Linked DNA regions of Mus musculus: region 1 is linked to region 2. The links are chromatin contacts, found by Hi-C in ENCODE. All regions are on one chromosome and are shown on one strand. Each heading gives the region's core, a stretch centred on a gene start or an enhancer-like site at or near the end of the contact. The rest is flanking DNA. Distances are from core to core; before and after follow the strand shown.

Region 1 (5,359 bases), core at 931-3,430, 300 kb before region 2:
GGCACTCACATAAAAGTTGAGCCCTAAAGCCAGGCATAGGGCTGGAGAGATGGCTCAGCAGTTAAGAGCGCTGACTGCTCTTTCAGAGGTCCTGAGTTCAAATCCCAGCAAACACATGGTGGCTCACAGCCATCTGTAATGAGATCTGATGCCCTCTTCTGGTGTGTCTGAAGATAGCTACAGTGTACTTATGTATAATAATATTTAAATCTTTGGGCCGGAGTGAGAAGAAAAAAAATAAAATAAAATAAAGCCGGGCATAACATCGCACGTTTATGTCACCACTGCCCTCTGGTCCCTGCATTTTGGGTGGTTCACCACTGCCCTCTGGTCCCTGCATTTTGGGTGAGTGTAACTATCATGTTTCTTATATTGAATAGTTTTCTGCAATGATAGGTAACTATTTTATGACCAAGAAACACAGTATTTATATACATAACTATTTCTAGTTGAGAACAAAGTATCTGTATATGACAGGATCTAGGGGATTTGGCTTAAACTCAAGCAAGACAAGGCAAGCCGGGACTGGAATAGGTCGGTGTGGAGTTTCCCTGACGTAAGTACACCACCACCTGTCAAGGGAACAAAGACAAAGGCTGCTCATTCTTAGACGTTCCTTCCCACTCAGATCCAGTTCCTCTTTCGCACACAGAGTCAACACAGGCTGACAAAGTCCGGCTTCAGATTCTTGGCCTGGGAGTACTTCCCACTCCACAGACTTGGCTATGGGAAAGGAGGGATTCCCTCACATCAGGTCTCTTGCCTCTCGCTATGAGTGATCCACCTGGTTGTCCTCTTTCTTTAAATGGACCAGGCTGCCCACCTGTGACATATCCCGGTAACTTGACACCAGGGTTGAAGATGAGCCTCCAGCCTCTCCCTCCATAGGATCTATTGATCCTTTTCTTTGGGGGAGTTCTGGAAGCTTGTCTATGAGCCTCCCTGCTGCCACCACCTCTCATCCCTCCATGCTCTCAAACAAAAAGCTGTGATTAGCACTATACACACACTCCTGGCTTGCTGGTGATTACTCAAACCCACTGCCCCCTGACATGTCTGTATGCCCATTCCTATCCAAAGGAAAATTCCAGTAAGTTAGGGTCAGTAAGTTTGGCAAACTCTTGTCCTGAGTGGTCTCTGGGTGGGAATCTCTGGGCTTGGGAGAGATTAGCATTCCCTTGAATGCTAGGGAAAAAGGCACCTTTAACACAGGACAGAAGAACTTACCTCTAACACTTGTCCTTTGGTACCAGGCATAGTGTCAGGTCATATCTCTCTCTCTCTCTCTCTCTCTCACACACACACACACACACACACACACACACACACACACACTGCTGTGCTGAGGGAAGACAGTTAAGTAAAATGTACAGCCAAAAGGGACCCCCATCCCTGCACGCCAGGGAGTCCTCAGAAGTTCGGAACCCAGCTTCTTCTGAAACCCACTAAATCCCGTAAGAGCAAGACAGACACTGAGACTAAAGGAGGCCTACCAAGACAACCCAGATATCCACCTCAGCCACCCAAGTGGCCAGCCATTTCAAGTAAGTTCCAGTAACCACACGCCCCGACACCTGTCCGCAGACTCCCCTAACACTTCAGAGCCAACACAGGCTCCTGCGAGGCCCTGCTGGTCTTCACAGTCTATGACCATGACCATCCGCCGCCATCCAAAGAATATCAGGACTGGCAGACTTATCCCAATCATTCCCCCAGGAATTCCCTGCCTCATTCATTCATTCATTCATTCATTCATTCATTCATTCATTCATTCACTAATGCTTATGATGTGCCCAAATCATTCCCACGCAGTGAGAACAGAGGCTCTTCTGAAACATTAGGTGCCTTTCCCATGATCACCCTGCTGGTTATGGTCTTCTAACGGGTGCTCTTCTCAACATCTCACGTCACAGCCCAAGAGGACTCAGCTCAAGAGGATGGGGGAGAAGGTGCAGCACATCCCCCATTCAACCCTACCAGTCTTTTGAGACTTCCTTTCCAGCCGTCGTCCCGTCCTCACTCCCAGAACTTCCTGTCTTCCCCAGACTCTTAGAGAAAGCTCCACCTTTCCCTCTCAGAGCCCCAAACCACTTCAGGACTCAAGAACTACAGCTACCCAGACCCTCACCATCGTTGCGGCCGCTTCAGCTGCAGGCACCTCCACCGGCTCCGCCGGAGCTGACGCGTTACCATAGCAACCCAAGAACTAGCACTCAGCGATTTAGACCCGCCCTCGCCCCGCCCAATTCCTGGAGCAGTCACGAGGTAGTTTAGAAGCAGGAACCCCTCCCTCAACCTTTTCCCGCCCTAGAGTAGCTGGAACCAGGCTCTTGAAGGTTGCGCCCTTTGGATACGCCCATCATGTCCACTTTGGCTTTTAACCCAGTTCAAGCCAGGTTCAGACTTTAAAGGGTCTACTTTCCATGGGTCCCGGAGGGCTCAACTATCAAGACCCCAAGAGCTAAGCCGAGGATCCTGGTTTTACCCTCACAGACCCTTCCACCCTAGGTTACCATGGTTACCGCTACCGGGTTCCGGGAGGATTCAAACCAAACCTGATGAGAGTTCAGGCTGCTGAGAGGCAAGCAGCATTAAACCAAACACATTCCACAGTAGGAAGGAGTCTGACTAGACCAAAGAACACTTCTAGCCCTGAAGATGCGTATGCGGTCTCACAAGCTTAGATCTGAGGGACTTAACTGAAAATACAAGGAGTCTAAGACAGGAAGTTCAAAACCAACCTGGGCAGCTTAGCAATGTATTTCACTAAATAAATAAACAAACTCAAAATGTAAGTCCTACCCTAAACAAAGTCAAAATCCATGGCAGGAAGTTAGGGGAACCTGGCTTTTAACACGTCTCCTGGGAATAATTTCAGGATTTAAGATTTTTCACAGTTTCACCTTGGTCCCTTGTACCTTAGTAAGATCTACAGGACAGGGCTGAGCAGTCCTTGAATCCTGCACATCCCACACCCCACAAAACCTCCTACCAACCAGGGATTGCTTTTCTTTCTCAGATGTTTATTTTCTGAGCTCTTGGTCTCTCCAGACCCCCAAGTCTCCCTCCAAACTTGTCTTAGAGAACCTTACTCCAACCTAAGTGTGGAAAACTGTTGACAAACCCTAGTAGTAGGTAGTAGAGGAAGGGAGACAATCTTCTGCCACCACCGCCACCACCGCCACCACCACCGATTATTCTGCTGCCATCGCTGCTGCTTAATCCAAAAAGCTGTGCAGCTCATTTCCAGGATTCCTCAACTCTTATCTCCTTGGGAATCCAATTACTAGCCACACCTCTCTTAGGCAGTTATTAGCCCCCACACCAAACAGCAAAGTAAGGCCAAAAAGAGGGCACTGCAAAACAAAGGATGTGTTCTTCCTGCCACACCGCAGGAACAGTTAAAGGCAGGGAGAGGAGGGTGACAAGTGAGCCATCAGGAAATCGATCCCCAGTGTTCTGCCTGAAGGTATCTCCCAGTTAGGAGTGCCTCGTTCCAGGCTGCTGTTTGGTGTGAGCCACTGTGAGGCTCATAGCAAAGCCCTGAGCAATATGTCTGCTTAGTCATGTATTTGTGCAATGTAAGTTGATTTAAAGAAACATTTATTCTGGATTTAGTGATACATGCTGGTGTGGTTTCCATCACTCGCGCACTCGCACATACAGTTATGACTCTTCCAGGCTAGGAAAACTTCCTGAAACTCTCCTTACACCAGGCGACTAAATCAACTCATCGGACATCCAGGCGGCAACCTATCAGCCATTTTCTCCATATAGTTGGGCTGTGGTATCTGCTGCCTAACGGATCTGGAAATGGAGGGAAAATGCGGTTGGGAATGAACAAAGCCAGAAGCCAGTCTGTGAAAAAGTATTCCCCTAACTGCTGGTGCTGTAAAGCTGTAAGTGGACGTGGGGAGATGATTCATTGGATAAAATACTGTCCACGCAAGCCAGAAGACCAGAGTTCGGAACCCACAAGCCCACATAAATGCCTGATGGGTGGGGCAGATATGACAGTCCCTCCAGTGATTCCCTAGAAACAGAGTCAAGGTCAAGGTCCCAGAGCAGTCTGGCTTCCTAGATTAATGGAATCAGCAAGCTCTGGGTTCAGGTGAGAGATCTTGCTTCAGTGTGTAAGGTAGAGAACAATTGAAAGAGGAACCCAGCACCAACCCCAGTCTCCACATGCATGCATGCACATCATGCAATGAACACATATGTAAGCACACATACATACACATGCATGTATACACATGCAATGAACACATATGTAAGCACACATATATACACATGCATGCACACCACACCATGCATACACATACAAAAAATAGAAAACAAGACATTAAGTGAGGATTCCATTTTTAATCAATGCTTAGTAAAAACTGAAGTTCTCTGTGTTCAGAAAAAGACACAACAATTTAGCATACATAGTTATATACATGTCTAAAGTCCAATCAGAGAACAGCTGCCCCCATGGCACCCAAATCAGTTCACCACTCGTATTTCTCCTTTCTTTTCTCTTTGAATCACTAAGTCTTCCCGTTTTAAAACTATCTGAGCCCTGTGTATTAGCTTTCCAGTGCTGCTATGAGAAATCACCAAGACTTAGGAGCTTAAATAAACACAAATTTACTAGTTTTAAAGTCTGGTGTACTTCGCTAAGCTAAAATTGCAGCATCAACAAACATGTGTTCCTCCTAGAGTTTCTATTGCTTTGAAGGCTGCCCCTGTTCCTTGGCTCATGACCCCTTCCGCTATTCACAAAGCCCATGGACTCCACCTACCCTGAACAGTCACAATCATCTCCCATCTCAGGATACCTAAATTAATCTTAATCTTCTAAACCCTCTTTTGCCATGTAAGGTTAAGTATTCACACATTCTGGGGATGAAGAGGCAGATATTCGACAAGTACACCAGGGCAGTGGGCTTCATTTTGCAGCTACACTGTGAAGTAAGTATAACAAGAATATGTTAACATTTTCTTTAACTGTTTTTTGAACACTTTTCTTTTATATTATTTTTATGTAGGTGAGTATAAAGACTGAATAAATGTTTGTGCACCACGTGCCTGCAGTACCTCCAGTGGCCAGAAGGTGGCACTGGATCTCCTGAAACTGGAATTCCAGATGGTTATGATCTGCCATGTGGGTGCTGCAAATAGAACCTGGGTCCTTTGGAAGAGCACGGATGCATCGCTCCATACCCTGTAATATATTTTCAAAGATTTGAAAAATGAAATAAAAAATATATTTTAAATGCTGAAACAATTGAATATTCTGCTTTAAACTCCATTTTTTTTTAATTTCCCCTCCCTCATCTCCACCTCTTCATACTTCCAACTCCACATCTTCCTACTC
Region 2 (4,630 bases), core at 1,651-4,150:
TTTCTCTCTGGTACAGCCTCAAAGCAGGTTACACGCAAATACTAGGCAAATAATGTATCACTGAGCTACATCCTGAGCCTGGGACCCAAGCTCTTTATTGGTCTGGTCTTAGTAAAAAAGAACAAGAAGCCACCCCCCCACCCCACCCCCGCCCACCTTCCTCTCTAGATTCTTCTTCCCTTGTCTTGCCCCCTCTCCAACTCATTTCTGCTCATTGAGCCTCTCTGCTTTGCCTGTGACTCTCGTTCACTTCAGGAACTTTTTAGAGATATCCGGCCAAATGATACAGAGGAATGCTGAGGAAAACCAGGGGAAACCGGGGAAAACCAGCAGCTGTTACCAAAATGCCACCTCCCCGCCCCCACCCTTCTCCCCCCCCCCCGGGGGGGGGGGCAACTGCACACTTTCTGGCTTTGGGCCAAGGACCAAACCCACCATCAGTTCTTGGGACCATATTCCCTCCATTGCACAGTAGTTCCTAGAGGAAACCAGGGGCCCCCATCCCAGAATGTGTATCCTTAACCACTTTTCAAACTTGTCTTATAGTGGTAACTCGGACCCAACACAGTTACAAACAAGGCTAAATAAAATAATAAATAAGTGGGATACTGGTAGAGGACTGTGGCTGGCAGACACAACAAAGAAAGAGGAAACAAAACAAGAAACCCTCCCACTGGAAGGTGTAGCCAGCCCCTCTTTCTCTATGTCAGGCCCCTTTCTCAGAGCTTTCCTTCCACTCCTCCCGCTTCTAGTGCAAGGTCTCCTGGGGACAGAGCTAGATCAGTGTGGGGTCCACCTCGGCTGCTGACAGGGCTGAAACAGACCCTGGAAGATGGAAGCAGGGGTGGGGAGGTGTGTGAGTGAGATGGGGAGGGGGAGGGGGAGGGACCAGCTCCTCAAGTTTCAGTAGTGAGGAGCTTTGAGTGTCTGGTGGGTTAAAAATACAGACGCCCCAACTCAGGGTCATTTGATACGGGGAGCTGAGGCGTGTTAGATCCAGAGGCCTGCACTCAGGCAGCCTGGAAGGAAGGGGGCTGAGGAGAAAGAAGAAAGGAAAGCATGAGAGAGGAGGCCTAGAGTAGTAGTGTGGGAGCTGAAGAGAGTAAGGGTGGAAGTGGGGCCGTAAAGGGCCAGAAGAACGGAGTGGTGGCTGCACAGACAAGGAGGCGCTGAAGCAGTCAGGGTCACCACCAGAGTCCTGTCTGGCTCCTAAGGTTCAGTTCACAGTGGAAGAGGTCTGGTGTGCCAGTGTCCGTTCAGATAGCTCCCTCTCCCCAGAACCCTGAAGAAATGAGACACCATGGCTGGATCATCTACTGAGCAGGCCTGCCCGTCACTCCTGGGTGGCCTCTGCAGCCACGGGTGTAAGCTCTGCCTGGCACATCAGTCACTCTCCTGGGAGATGAAGAGACAGGATTCTGAGATCTCCTCAGCTCCAGTGCCATGCTTGGGCTACCTCTGGCCTCTCCCACTACAATGTCAGCTGTCCCTCTTGGATCCACTCCTGACATGTTCTTAAGAATGCTAAATTAGCTATATAAGGTCTGCCCCATGGGAATGCAAGATGCTATTCTGCTAGCATAACTTTATACTTCTTCCTAGATGCGAATTAAACGCCATCCTTCTAGAATGAGAAGTACGTTGCACTGTGGACATGGAAGTCTGACTTTATTGTGATCTCCCCCTTGAGCCCTCTTGAGCCTCAGTTTACCTAAATATAGTATGAGCCCTAGAAGGCCATGCAGGAGTCCTTGCTAAGTACTCAAAGCTTAATTCAACTCTTCACCTCTAAGCTAGGACCCTAAAAATGACAGCCTTCGTACCTCCAGCTCAGCTGTGTGCCTCAGATGCACAGAATTAATCCACAGCGTCCGATAAGGGCACAGGGTCCACCTCTTCCTGTTTACCTCGAGTTAACTTTTTCCCATACTTATACCGGATCATCTGTCCTTGTCAAAGACATAGGAATGAATAGTAGCTATTAGCTCTCTATAGACCTGTGCAGTCTGAGGAATCCTCCCAGCCCCTTATGCCCTAGAATCAGAGTCCCACGGGATCAGGCCAGAGCCCTCAGAGGAGGAAGCGCCACGAAGCAGTGGGCAGTACAGGCAGAGAAAGCCCAAGTCGCCATCACTACAGGATGGAACTCGGGCCAGCCCTGTCCTTCCCCCTGCATTCCTGAGTTGGGACTGTTGAGTGAAGCAAAGGAAACTGACTGGAGCTAAGCCAGGATTCTGGTCTTGGACTCCGCTCCATCTTTTATTCAGAGAATGATCTCATCCTTGGTCCACGGTCTTTAAAGGGAACTGCACGGGGGTTTCTTTCCTGGAGCCTGGAATGCGCTTTTATTGCTCATGTCTCGTCCATAAGATCAAAGAAATAGGCTTTACCTATAGAAGACTGCTGGATTTTAGGAGTTAGAAATACCACATTCTCTCCTGTATTATCAGTTTAGCCTCTGGCCCAGAAGGTGTCGTCCTTGCTACCTGTACTTCTTTCTGATAGGCCTTGTCCTACTCTGGGATCCCTGGATACCCTACATCCCCCCTCCTCCAGCCCCAGCCTCACTTACCCCTAACTCATCTGGTCTTATTTTTAGATCCGGCATCTCTCTCTCTCCCTTTCTTAATATGGCGATGAGCTCTTAGGCCTGCATGGGGCCAGGGGCTAAGGAGTCCTGGACACTGGGGGAGGGGGAAGGAACCAGCTGCTGGGAGGGAGCCTAGGGAAGAGGTATAGGAGGTGAGAGGATTCAGGCTCTCATGGAGCTGTCCTGGCCTCAGAAGGTTATCCATCCCTCCTGCCAACCACAGAGACATATTTAGACAGGACCAGGTGGGGACGGAGGGGGTGCCAGTTTCAAGGGGCAGCTCCGGTTCCCTCCCCGCCCCTGCTCCTATTCCTCCTCCTGACCCTTTTTCTCTTGGCTCTGTCGGCAGTTTCTCCAGGACCCAGCAGTGTCCTCTGTCCACTGCTCTGGCCCACTCTCTACCCCACCCCCACCTGGAGCCCCTAACTCAGGATTCTGTATCCGAGGGGCACCTCTCCCTATTTCAGCTAACCTCCTCTGGACCAGGAGAGCAGGCCCAGATTGTACTACCTCCATGAGAGCTACCGACAGGATGGGGGCCAGAGCAGTGTCCGAGCTGCGGCTGGCACTGCTGTTTGTACTGGTGCTAGGGACGCCCAGGTTAGGGGTCCAGGGGGAAGATGGGTTGGACTTCCCTGAGTACGACGGTGTGGACCGTGTGATCAATGTGAACGCCAAGAACTACAAGAACGTGTTTAAGAAGTATGAGGTGCTGGCCCTCCTCTACCATGAGCCCCCCGAGGACGACAAGGCCTCGCAGAGACAATTTGAGATGGAGGAGCTAATCCTGGAGGTGAGTGGAGAATAGCAGGCCTGGAGAGCATGCTCAGTCCCCTCGGTGAGCCCTGAGTCTGAGGGTGGGGGCTAGCTTAAGAGCAGCATGGCTGCTGGGCCTCTGTCTCCACCAAGTACATGACTGGAATGTGGCCTTGGCAAAAAGAAAAAGACTCAGGGACCAAGGTCCTACCCTTCTGTTGGTAAGTTGTGCTGCAGGAGGCAGGGGCACTAGGTTTGGCTGGGGGGGGGGAGAAGCTGGGTGGGGGGAGCTTGCACAGTACCCTGCACTGTGCTTCATACTACTCTTGTGGCCAAAAGATCCCCCTCTCTTTACACACGTAGGGCCGTGCTCCAAGACGCAAACAGCAGAACCGTGAACACGATTGTTCTTTTATTTGCCTTCAACTGACTTAGTGACTGTACAGTTAAATGACTTCTAGAGGCTTCCCACAGACCTCCCCAGGCCAACCCGCCGCGTTTTGTCCCCTAGGGGAAGTCCTTACTAGAAAACTCTCACGAAGGCTTCAGCATGCCTTCCCCATCATTTCAGCCAGAGAATCTACTTTAGGTCCAAGGCAGAGACGGTTAATACAAAAAAGAAATGAGGGGAGGCAGCCTTCCGATTGGATTACGTGGCCACACGCATCCCTAATGGAGCTAGGATACGTTTGCCTTTGTCTGCACTTCCCCGGCTTGGTGATACAGAGAGGCTCCACCTTGTCCGAGCTTGGAATGTTTCAGTGTAAGACACCCGGCCCCCTGGCTTGCATTTCCGTGTGCCCCATCGGGCTCTGCAAACTGCTATCTGATTAATGAGCCAAGTATTTTTATCCTCCATGTTCAGTGGCCTCTGCCATCCACCTGCCACCCGCCCTCCCATTCTCCTAAGGATCACTGCAGTGCTGGGTGGGATACAGCTGCACACAGTATGCCCACAGCAGAAAGAATCCGCAGGTGGCTGGCTGGGGAGGCTTGTGGGGCGACCAGCCTAAAGAAGAAGGAGGTGGGGCCTGGAAGAAGAGTGACTGTCCCTCCAGGGATGATGGCAACCTCTTGACCTCTGGCCTTTCCTACCCCTCACCCCACACCCCATCCTCCACAGCTCTCACTTTGGGAGTTACTTCAGGATCCCAGGGTCCCACATTCCCCTCTGCTGAGTTTGGCCTTTGATCAGGATGAAAGGTAGGGCCCAGTCTTTCATGGAAGGTGAGACTCAGCGTCCTTCAGGAACGTTGCAGTGAGCAATAAATACACACCATCTTT

The links. Hi-C counts contacts between places; a loop is a spot of excess contacts on that map.
Region 1: a loop to region 2 is called in a map of heart, with 2.4 times the contacts of the local background. The contact joins the promoter of Cfap45 here to the promoter of Casq1 in region 2. A Hi-C loop is called at or near these places in 2 of 37 maps with a recorded cell type or tissue (both heart).

The regions. Positions count from the first base shown.
Region 1 is chr1:172,517,951-172,523,309 of GRCm38, reverse strand. Cfap45 (cilia and flagella associated protein 45) reads right to left here and starts at 2,180. Exons shown (of 12, transcript NM_027972.1): 1 at 2,129-2,180. The coding sequence starts at 2,131. Gm37125 (a long non-coding RNA gene) reads right to left here. Exons shown (of 3, transcript XR_865740.1): 2 at 5,080-5,206; 3 at 4,325-4,946.
Region 2 is chr1:172,218,165-172,222,794 of GRCm38, reverse strand. It overlaps Casq1 (calsequestrin 1), which reads left to right and starts at 2,900. Exons shown (of 11, transcript NM_009813.2): 1 at 2,900-3,383. The coding sequence starts at 3,105.